Linked DNA regions of Homo sapiens: region 2 is linked to region 1. Evidence: read pairs that join two places in POLR2A ChIA-PET (ENCODE). Cell type or tissue: PC-9. All regions are shown on one strand.

Evidence for each region. Peaks named below come from ENCODE experiments on the same cell type or tissue, not always from the same donor. Only the 100,000 strongest peaks of a DNase experiment are listed, where the experiment ranks them.
Region 2: POLR2A ChIA-PET joins it to region 1 with 7 read pairs; 1 of 35 experiments calls an interaction of 5 or more read pairs at or near these places.

The regions. Positions count from the first base shown.
Region 1 is chr1:17,212,681-17,217,680 of GRCh38, forward strand. The region is part of intron 1 of PADI1 (peptidyl arginine deiminase 1); the gene reads left to right. Among named protein-coding and RNA genes, the nearest start is that of PADI1, 10 kb to the left of the region's middle. In PC-9, no CTCF peak of the experiment used is centred here; DNase peaks (open chromatin) are centred at 341, 2,351 and 2,991; H3K4me3 peaks cover 1,452 bases; H3K27ac peaks cover 3,861 bases.
Region 2 is chr1:17,768,914-17,773,913 of GRCh38, forward strand. All of the region lies in intron 1 of ACTL8 (actin like 8), which reads left to right. Among named protein-coding and RNA genes, the nearest start is that of ACTL8, 16 kb to the left of the region's middle. In PC-9, no CTCF peak of the experiment used is centred here; no DNase peak of the experiment used is centred here; H3K27ac peaks cover 313 bases.

The DNA of each region.
Region 1 (5,000 bases):
AGAGGGGTGTGAGGTAGTGAGCTGTCAGTCTTTGGGAGTGGGCAGGGGGCTGGCCGGGATGACCTCCAAGGCCCGTCTCTGACCCAAGGCCTATGCTATGCAAGATGCTCCCTGGTCTCTTCTGTCATTTTAGGGCAGACAAGGACAAGAAGATCACAGGCACCACCCCCCTCGCCTTGCCGCTGTAAGATGTGGGTGTGTGGTGGGGCCAGGGGGCTGTGGCTTTCCTGCCTTGGTGCCGCCACCCTCCCTAGGCCTCCCTGGCCTGCTGCCAAAGAGCCATGCAGAGGAGCTCGAATTGCACACTCTCTCAACACATTCCTGTTTCCTTCCGACATCCCTGATCGTCTCCTCCTTCCAGTCCCCGACAAGGGCATGCTCAGGGCACACACGCACTCATTTTAATACCAGCCAGGACAGCTTCTCACTTTGCTATCTGGGTGACCTGAGTAAAGTTACTTAACTTCTCCGAGATTTCTTCATCTGTGAAGTGGGGACGTAATCTCCTACCAGGCTGGTAGGAGCAGGGAAAAGTAAAAAAAGAAAAGAAAGCTGATCAGCTCCAAGCCTGCCTTTCTTCATGGTCCAGGACGCATTGCCCTCCTATGCAAGTAACTCACAATCTTCCTGCACCCAGCTTTCACCAGACCCCTGCAACTGAGCTCCCCGCGGCCTGGGCATAATCAGTACTGCACAAAGCCCTCTTCAACAGACAGATAAACATCGTCCTATAAAATCCCCAGCAAGTCTTTGTTTCTTTGCAGTCGGCTTCACCCCAGAGAGAGGCTTCTTTCTTGAAGGCTGACTTTTGTGTCTCTGGCGATGTATTTTCCTACTTTCTGTAATCAATCTGCTTTCCTTTACACACAGCTGTCCTGGTAAATTCTTTTACTCCTGCATTACCGGCCGTCATTACCCTGTGACAAGTAACACCTACCTTGGTCGGGGAGCAGGAGTTGGAGTGAAGTCTAGATGAGATCATGGATAGCAAAAGCTAAGCACGTGCCTGGCACACGGCAGGTGCTTGAAAATGCAGGCTCTTTCCCTGCCCCACTAGAACCCATGGAACATGCTGCCTTATGCCATAACCAGTGGGTGAACCTGCACCTTACCACAGGAGGCGGGCAGGGGTGGAGAGTAGTTGGTTTTACACTCCTCATCCCGCCCTCCGCGTCTCCTTTTGTGAGATTCTCTAAGAATTCACCCCATTCTGCCCATAACCTCTCTATTGAACCTGATGCAACTGGCCCTGCTGTGGGCATGAGGTTGGTGGGCATTGCAGGGTGAGTAGGAGGACGCTGCTCTGGGCGGCGCAGACGAGATGTGAAGTGGCCCCCAGGAAGGTCTGAACCAGGGCCATGGGGGCACAGAGGAAGCACATAAGGTTTCTGGCTGGAGTGAGTTGGGCTGTCTGGGGATTCTGAGAAGAGTAATTGTAACCATGGTGACAGCATCTAACGCTGAGAAGTCATCATCTCAGGGAATCCCTCCAACAGTCTAGGAAGTAGCTCTTGGGATTGTGTCCATTTTACAGCGGAGGAAAATCGAGGCAGTTGAGTGACCCAGTTGGAGGCCATGCTCCACACAGAACCCACACTTCACTCCATGGAAGAGGTGGCATTTGAAGTGGGTCTTGAAGAATGCAAAAGACCCCCCTGCCCCCCGCCCCATGACTTGGCCCAGCAGAGATGGGGGAGCAGCCTGGTGAGGGGCAGGCTCATCAGCATAACAGTGGAAACCATGATGATATAACAGTGATTACCAAGACACCTGACAGGGTGACTCCTGTAGTGGTAATGATTTGGCCTTTTTTATTTGGAGGGGTGCTTTCAAATCTGTGACCTCACCTGACTGTGCATTTGGGGACATGCCAGTACTGCATATCTGGGGGTTGGTTAGGTCTGGGGGCTACATCATGAGACATCACCAAAGAGAAGCATCTTGGAGAGGATTATTAGATTTGGAGGAAGCCGGGAGCAGCTCCAGAAAGCTGGCGCAATACAGCCCACTGCAGGGTGGCCTGGGGCTCCCCACAAGCTCCCACTCCTGCCTGTCACACCTCCCAAGGGCAGCCCTTCATCCATGACCAGGCCCACAGATCTGGGCACCTGAGAGATAAGGAAAGGCAGTATAAGCCCCGTCTCCCAGCCCCGGGGCAAGGGTTGGGGTAGGATGCCAAGGGAATGAGAATCAAAGGCAGCGCAGGGCTCACCCGGCATAACCTGCCTTGCTTGGGTGCCAGAGAGAATAAGCAGACCCCTCCTCCTGCCTCTTCCTGGTGGTTTTCAAAGCTCCTGCTGGGGTACCTGCCGCTCTTCTGTAGCTGAAGCTGACCTGGATGGGGGTGATGGGAACCAAGTCTTGAAGGCAGTGGGGCTGGGAACTAGAATAGGCCCCTCCCCATGCCTGTGGGAGTGGCCCTGGGCCTCAGACCTGCATAGCAGGTGTCTCCTGCAGGAAGCCACATTTCCCCCAAGGCCTGACCCCTCTAGGCACTGCCCACTCATCTGTTACTCACAGGGGAGGGAGACACTGAGACCAGGAGCCCAGCACCCCAGAGAGAGGTGAACAGAGGTGTGAGCTATTGAGCAAGTTTGGGGTGGGGAGGGAGCAGATCTAGACTACAGGAAGCTAGGCTGGGCTTGGAGGGTCTTGATAGCCCCAGAGAAATTGTACCTGTCATTTCTTCCCCCTTCTTTCATCATCATCATCATCGTCATCATCATCATCATCATCATTTTCTACCAAGACTCCAAATAGGGGGCTGTGACTTAGAGATGTCAACTTTTGCCCAAAGCTAGGGATTGGCTCCACAGAGTCCTGCTTCCCTTGAAAGGGCTGTGTCTGGCACCGGTGGTCCCTGAGTGGGGTGGAGCAGGAGTCACCCATGAGCTAGAAACCCTTCTGCTGCCAGCTGGGTGCCCTGGGCTTGTGGCTACTTGCTCTTGGAACTCATGGGCCAGGCCGACTGGATTCAATCATGACTCAGCCACCTCCCCGCTGGGCAGTCCTGAGAAAGCCACTCCACCATCCTGAGTCGCTGTGTCCTTGTCCAGAACGCGTTGATTGTGCCCCTGGTTCATGCCAGGCACTAAGCTGGATGCAGAGATGACAGCAGCGATGCAGACAGCATAAAACAGAAAAAAAATCTCTGCATTTTAGAGGGAGAGACTGCAATGAGCAGATATGTGCTCTGTCAGGTGGCTGGGAGGTGGCCGGTGCCATGGGCTGGAATGAAGCTGGGGTTGGGGAACCAGACTCATGGTGTCATTTGTGTCACGCCATTTGCAACAGGCAAGAAGGGTACATCAGAAAGGCCTCGTATGCTACCCTGAGAGAAGGAAGTGAGGGGCTGGGCGGACCGCAGGGATTGGTGACAGGAACATTCCGGACAGACAGAGCTGCAGCCCTGGCATGCTTGAAGAACGGCAGGAACAAGCAAGAGGGCGTGGGGAGGGAAAGCAATGGGTCAGGAAAGCCTGGGAGGCCACACAGGCTCTGGTGACAGCCTCTGAGCAGGAGGGATGCAACGGGACTTCTATTTTAAAAGGTCCCTCTGGCTGCTATGTTGAAGCTGGACTGTGGGGAGAGAGGGGAAGCAGGTCACTGGCCTATGATAAAAATCCACATGGAAGCAACTGGTGGCTTGGACAGGATGTGAGCTGTGGCAGAGGTGAGAGCGGTCAGGGTCTGCAGTTGCTATGAAGGTGGAGCTGATGGGATTTGCTGAGGGGCTGGCTGTGCGAGTGAGGGAACAAGAGGAGGTGAGGCTGAATTGGAAGGTGGAGCTGCTATGGACAGACTTGCGGTGGGTTGGGCAGGAGCAGGTTTGAAAGGAGTGGGGAAGGAGTGGGCATGGGGAAGCAGGAGTTTGGCTTTGGATGTGTGAAATTTAAAATGCTTGGTAGGGCTGGGCGCAGTGGCTCACGCCTGTAATCCCAGCACTGTGGGAGGCCGAGGTTGGCAGATCACTTGAGGTCGGGAGTTCAAGACCAGCCTGGCCAACATGGCGAAACCCCATCTCTACTAAAAATACAAAAATTAGCTGGCGTGGTGGTGAGCTCCTGTAATCCCAGCTACTTGGGAGGCTGAGGCAGGAGAATCGCTTGAACCCAGGAGGCAGAGGTTGCAGTGAGCTGAGATCATGCCTTTGCACTCCAGCCTGGGTGACAGAGCACGACGTTGTCTCAAAAAATAAAAAATAAATAAAATAAAATGCCTGGTAGACACCCAGGGAGAAACTCAGAAAGCAAGAAGTCTGAGAGTTCTAACCATATTGATGTGGCAGGTGGAGAAAACCAAGGGAGTGGGTGTAGACAGAAGAAAGGAGGAGAGGAGAGGGGAGGGAGGGGAGGAGAGGAGGAGAGGGGAGGGAGGGGAGGAGAGGAGGAGAGGGGAGGCTGAGCCCTAAGCCAGGTGCGCTGGGGCCAGCCGCACTCTGAAGAGTACCAGTGTAGGGATTCTGCCCGTTGCCGATGGTGCCTATTCCAATTACACATTTCAGAACTTGTTGGGGTGGGGCGGAACCACACATGGGCTCAGGGGCTACTGGACCCACTGTAAGATGAACCTGAGCTGAAACTCCATGGATCACCTGGCCTCCATGAGCCCCTGCTCTGCCAGGTGGGCCGCAGTGTTGTTTAGGGTCTCCTAGACCAGTTCAGGGCCGGTGTGCAGGAGAACTAGAAATGTACGATTATTTCCTTTTCCCCAGTGACAGTCACCCTGGTAAAAAGTTGTGTGTCCTCTCGGGGAAGGCTGGGAGAAAGTTGAACAGTGTGTTTGTGGCAATGTACCAGGGTCCTTCCTCAAGGAGATCTGATTGTTTAATTTTTAAGAAGGTTATGAACCCCTTGTTAAACACAGCCACTATTTAAAATTAAATATACACACAATTAAGCAAATTATATTAAAAACAAAGGCAGTAGTACTGAAAACTCATCACTGCTTAATTATTTTACTGCATTTTACCATTGTCCAGATATAGTGGAAATAGTGAT
Region 2 (5,000 bases), 560 kb after region 1:
GTCCACTGCTTCATGACATCCCTCCTATGTGCCTGACACTATACTAATAGTGCTTTGTTGTAGCCTGTTTAACCTACTGATGCTGCTATTTCCCTTTTATACAGATGAAGAGACGGGGGGTCAGAGAGGTTAAGTGACTTGGACAAAGTCACATAGTGAGTCAGTCGCAAAGAAGGTCCTGCTTCTTGCTACGTCGCCCAGGCCTGGCCAATATTCTCCACTGGTCTGTGTTGCAGAATCGCCAGCTGTGAAGTCAAGCAGCTGCTGATCTGTCCTGTTGAGCGCCTTGATTCTTTTCCTTCAGCCTTCCCTTCCCCAGTATCCCTAGAGCACATTGGGCATGGCTGTGGGCCGGCAGGGGTGGCAGAGTGTAGGGAGAGGGTCTGGGGAGACTTTCTCCTTGTCACTGCAGAGCTGTTTCTCTTCTCTCCATTTCCTCTGTAAAGAGCTGGTACAAAGCTAGCAAAATCAGAGTCAGCAGAAAAATCTAATTTTCACCTTAGACACGTTTGTAGCTGGTAGATAGTAACCCACCTTCTAGACTTTCCTTCCAGACAGGGCTGAGCTGAGTCCTGCCCTGGACATTGGGGACCTGCTCTGTCACGAATTCCCTGCCTCTTGTTAGGCAAGACAGTTCTTCTCTGTAAGCCTCAGTTTGTCCACCAGTAAAAAGGGGGTGGTGGTGATCGTGGCAGGGTGTTACAAGCCCACATGCCTGCAGGGGCCCTCCAGGAGAGACAGAGGCATGAAATAAACCAGGCGCAGGGCAGAAGAGGGCATGGGAATACAAGGGGCCTGGTGGGCACGTGCTCAGCTCATAGAGTCAACCCCAGCTCGGGGCCAACCAGCTGTTGCTGTGTAGGGCTTCTTGGGCCACATCTTTGGATTATTTTCAAGAAAATCCAGAAATCTGAACTATGCTCCAAAATAATTGAAATTTTAAATGTTAGCAACTTATTTGAAATTTTTGAAAGATAGTATAGGCCAATAATAGTAGCTCCATGGCCTGAAACTGGCCTGTGGAGTCACCAGCTTGCAGTGTCTGGATTATTTGGGTCTCCTCCAGCCAGATGAGCTATGGCTACATTTAATAGGCGTATAAATAAAAATAAAATATTTGCCTTCTAGATATGTTGATTTGTATTTATTGATGAGGTCTGTGGTTTATAATTGGCATCTGAGCTCAGAGTTAATAATGGGGTAGAAGCCTCTTTGAGAAACTTTAATCAGAGATGTAGAATTGGTGTGCTTATACCTCTCTCTCCAGATTACTTCCTCCTCCTGACATCTATCTTTAATCCTTCCTGCTGCAGACTTAGCCTAGCCTAGTTTCTGTGGCAACAGAGTATGCTACCTTTTCTCTCCTCGTAGATTCAGAGAGAAGGAAGCAGGGAGGGTGGCCTTGAGATTTTCATAACTCAGACAGCAGTTCCAGGGACCTCTACTTTCTACACCTGCAAAATCAGGGGCAGGACAGGTTTATTTGAAGCCAGTGGGCAGCCCAAGAGCAAGATTTATTGTCTCTCATAAATTTTTAGAGACCTCTGGCTAAGAGCTACCGACTTTATCACATTAGCTGCTACCTTAGTCCCCAGTCTGGAGGGTGTTCGTGGATTAGTTTCTTTAGTATCCAGAGAGCAGTGAGTTTATAGGCCCTTTTAAGGGTGGGCTTGGGAAAGACCTATAGGAACCAAAGGCTTAAAAGAGGATCTAGGGGTCATACTGGCCAATGTGCTGGTCATTTCTACCATGCACAGTGCAGAGTTTGGGAAAGACCTCAGAGAGACAGTAGTGGCAGAAGAGGATCTAGAGGTCATAGTGGCCAATGAGCTGGTCATTCTCGCCATGCACAGTGAAACCAAGATGGACTGTATAGTCAGGAAAGGGAAGTGGCTCCACTGAGATTGTGGTGCTGATAGCAGTTGTCAGTCCTGGGCTCTGACCGGGAAGAATAGGGGAAGTGGGTAGGATACAGACATTGGAGTCAAATGCCTGGGTTTGGATCCTGGCTTCACCGCTGTGAGGCTGGGGGCGCGGGTAATTTACTTAACATCTCTGAGCTTCTAAGAACTCATCTGTAATGGGAAGATGACAGCAGTTACCGCCTCATAGGTTATCGTGAGGATTGAGATGATACTTGTAAAGCGTATAGAACAGGGGCGGCAAACTTTTTCTGTAAAAGACCAGATTGTAAACATTTTGGGCTTTGTGGGCCATATGGTCTCTGTCGGACGCTGCAACTCAGCTGTTGTAACTTGAAAGCAGCCATAGATAGATAATATGTAAATGATGGGCGTGGCTGTGTTCCAATAAAACTTTATTTATAGACACTGAAATTTGAATTTCAGATACTTTTCATGTGTCACAAAATAGTCTTCTTCTGATTTTTTTTTTCAACATTTAAAAATACAAAAACCATTCTTGGCTCTCGGGCCATATAAAAACAGGCAGTGAGCCGGATTTGGCCCGTGGGCCATAGTTTGCTGACTCCTAGTATAGAATAATGCCTATTATGTGTTTATTAAATGTCAGTCACTGATATTACCTTGATCTTTATCATTATTCTTTTTATCTCAGGAGGGCGGGTTGAAGACAGTCAGATATTTGGCTCAGAAAGAGGTGACTTGGTTTGGGGGAAGGAGCATATAAACCGTTACTACCAGGAAGGGAAGATGGGATTTGTCCTGCACTGTCCCAGAGGTGTGTCCTCCAGGCCCGATTGGCAGAATTGACAGGGAGGTAGATTTTTGGCTTCGAGGCCCCTAGCAGCTAGAGGTACTGAAAGTTGCTATAGACTGCCTTGGGCATAGTTGAGTGCCTGTCACTGGGGGTGTCAAGCAGAGGACAGATACTCCTGACATGCTGCAGTGGAGGGGGCGTGCTCACCGGCTGGACAAATGGACACTGAGGTGCTGGGGTCACCACCGTTTCTTGCAGCACCATCAAGGCTAATGGAAGAGGGGGTGTTTTCCTATTCTTCCACGGTCCTTTTCTTAATTCGTGAAGTATCTTGTCCTCTTCCTGCCTTCTCAAATAATCCAGTGACATGCACAGGCCACATTCTCCCCATTTGAACAGGAGAGACAGAGACAGAAAGCAGGAGAACAGGGAGGTGGTGGGAGACAGGATGCAGCGCTAACCTTCGCTGTGGACCTTGTGCAGTGCATGCGCTTCGTGTATCCCCGTGAGGCTGAGCTCTGCTGGGTGTAGTCTTCCGTGTTCACCTAGTGTTTCTAGGGGAAAAGTCCTGAATCAACACATGAGAAGTTTGCATAATGCTCAGATTATTCCCTAATGTATCGATTGCATTGGAACAAATACGCATTTTAAAAATTAGTGTTATGGCAGCATGAACTGCACTTTGGATCGGGAGTTATGAGCGGTGGGAGGGTCTTTTCTAGATAGGGACTTCCTTGTAAGGCTCACCTCACCCCAGAAGGTGGGCTGTTACTCGGCACTTCAGGGCCTGTGAAGGTTTCTGGGCTTTCGGTGAGGTTGATCCTCTCCTAAAGTCGGTTTCTCCCCCAGACCCCAGCAGCTTGTCTTTTGGGATCTCAAGGCACCATACTGGATCCCTCATAACTTCTGATCCCACCCATTATTTGGGGGAAAGCTGACACCAGGGATGTTGGGGCAGCTCCACAATTCTGACCACACAAACTCAGCAAAGATGTAGTTTATGCAGGATCATGCTGGACCGGAGAGAGGGAGCCCAATAGTGGTGGGAAGAGGTTGGGGGGCTCCCTTTTGAACGAGAGGGGAGCAGTGATGTTTAGCAGGAATTGGCCATGCATCCCTAGCTCCCAGCTCCCTGGAGCCTCTGCCATTTGACCAGTAAGTCCCACGTGCTCTGGAGCTACAGGGACCCAGAGGGGTGTTTCTGGGGCCAGACCCAGGCAGTCTAAGAACCGCTTTCTTTTGCATCAAAGCCCACCATGGGGCCTCTGTGTGGGTAATGAGGTCTTGTGAGTACCTCTTCCTTAGAGCAAAGAGGAAAGGAAAAAAAAAAGGATTGCCTGGAATTTATTAGTCTAATTACATTTTCCTAATGTGGTTGACCCTCGCTCACAGCAGCGAGCTTATCAAAGCAGCAATCATACCAGCATTATTGGAGTTTTAATAAGAGTCAATTGGTTATTGTCCTCGCTGCGTCGGACACTGTCGACGTAATCCTCCGAAGCCCCTCGAGAAGATAGGGAGTTTGCTTTCTTTGCTGGAATATTATTTACGTTAATAACAAGGATTAGAGGCTTGTTCTATGTGTTTAGGAGAAGCAGAGCTTTTCTTTGTTCGAGTAGCTCCTGGCTGCCGGCTGTGTACCTACTGGTGGCCCCTCTGAAGTCTAGAGAGCACCAGGCTGAGAGTCTGGACCCTGGGGCCATAGCTCCAGCTCCTGGCTCACCGATCGCTGTGCCTTGCTCTGTGAGCTTAGCCAAGCTGTCTCACCTCTGTGGTCCCTCCTTTGTGAAATGAGAAGACACAAGTAATAACAATTAGCGAGAATGCAGGGGAAGCCTTTCCTAGCACGCAGCAAGCATTAACAAATGCAGGCTCTTCTAAAATAGCCAAATACAGTGGTAGGTGCCGGCTTAGCTCTACCCTTATGCGTTTATTTATGATGCCATAGAGTGGAGCAGCTTTGTATCAGGATTGAGCATTTCCAGAGTGCCCGGTTCTGTCCTAGTTACTTGACACAAGCTGGGGAGCAATTTAGCCTGATGAAGAGGAGGCGGGGCTGCAAGGCTCACATTTCTGCTCTCCCCTTAGCTGTGTGACTTTGGGCGACATTCGTGACCTTTCTGTGCCCAAGCAAGGATAATCAAAGGGTCTCTCTCACAGGCCTAATGAGAGGATTAGGAGAGGCAATTCATGCAGAGTCCATAGAACAGCACTTGGCCCATGCCGAACAGATGCTGGTTATTGTGAGATTAACAGGATTTCTGAGCTTCCGTCTTCTACTTTGCGAAGGGAGGGAGAAGAGGCTGTCTGTGCAGGGCCAC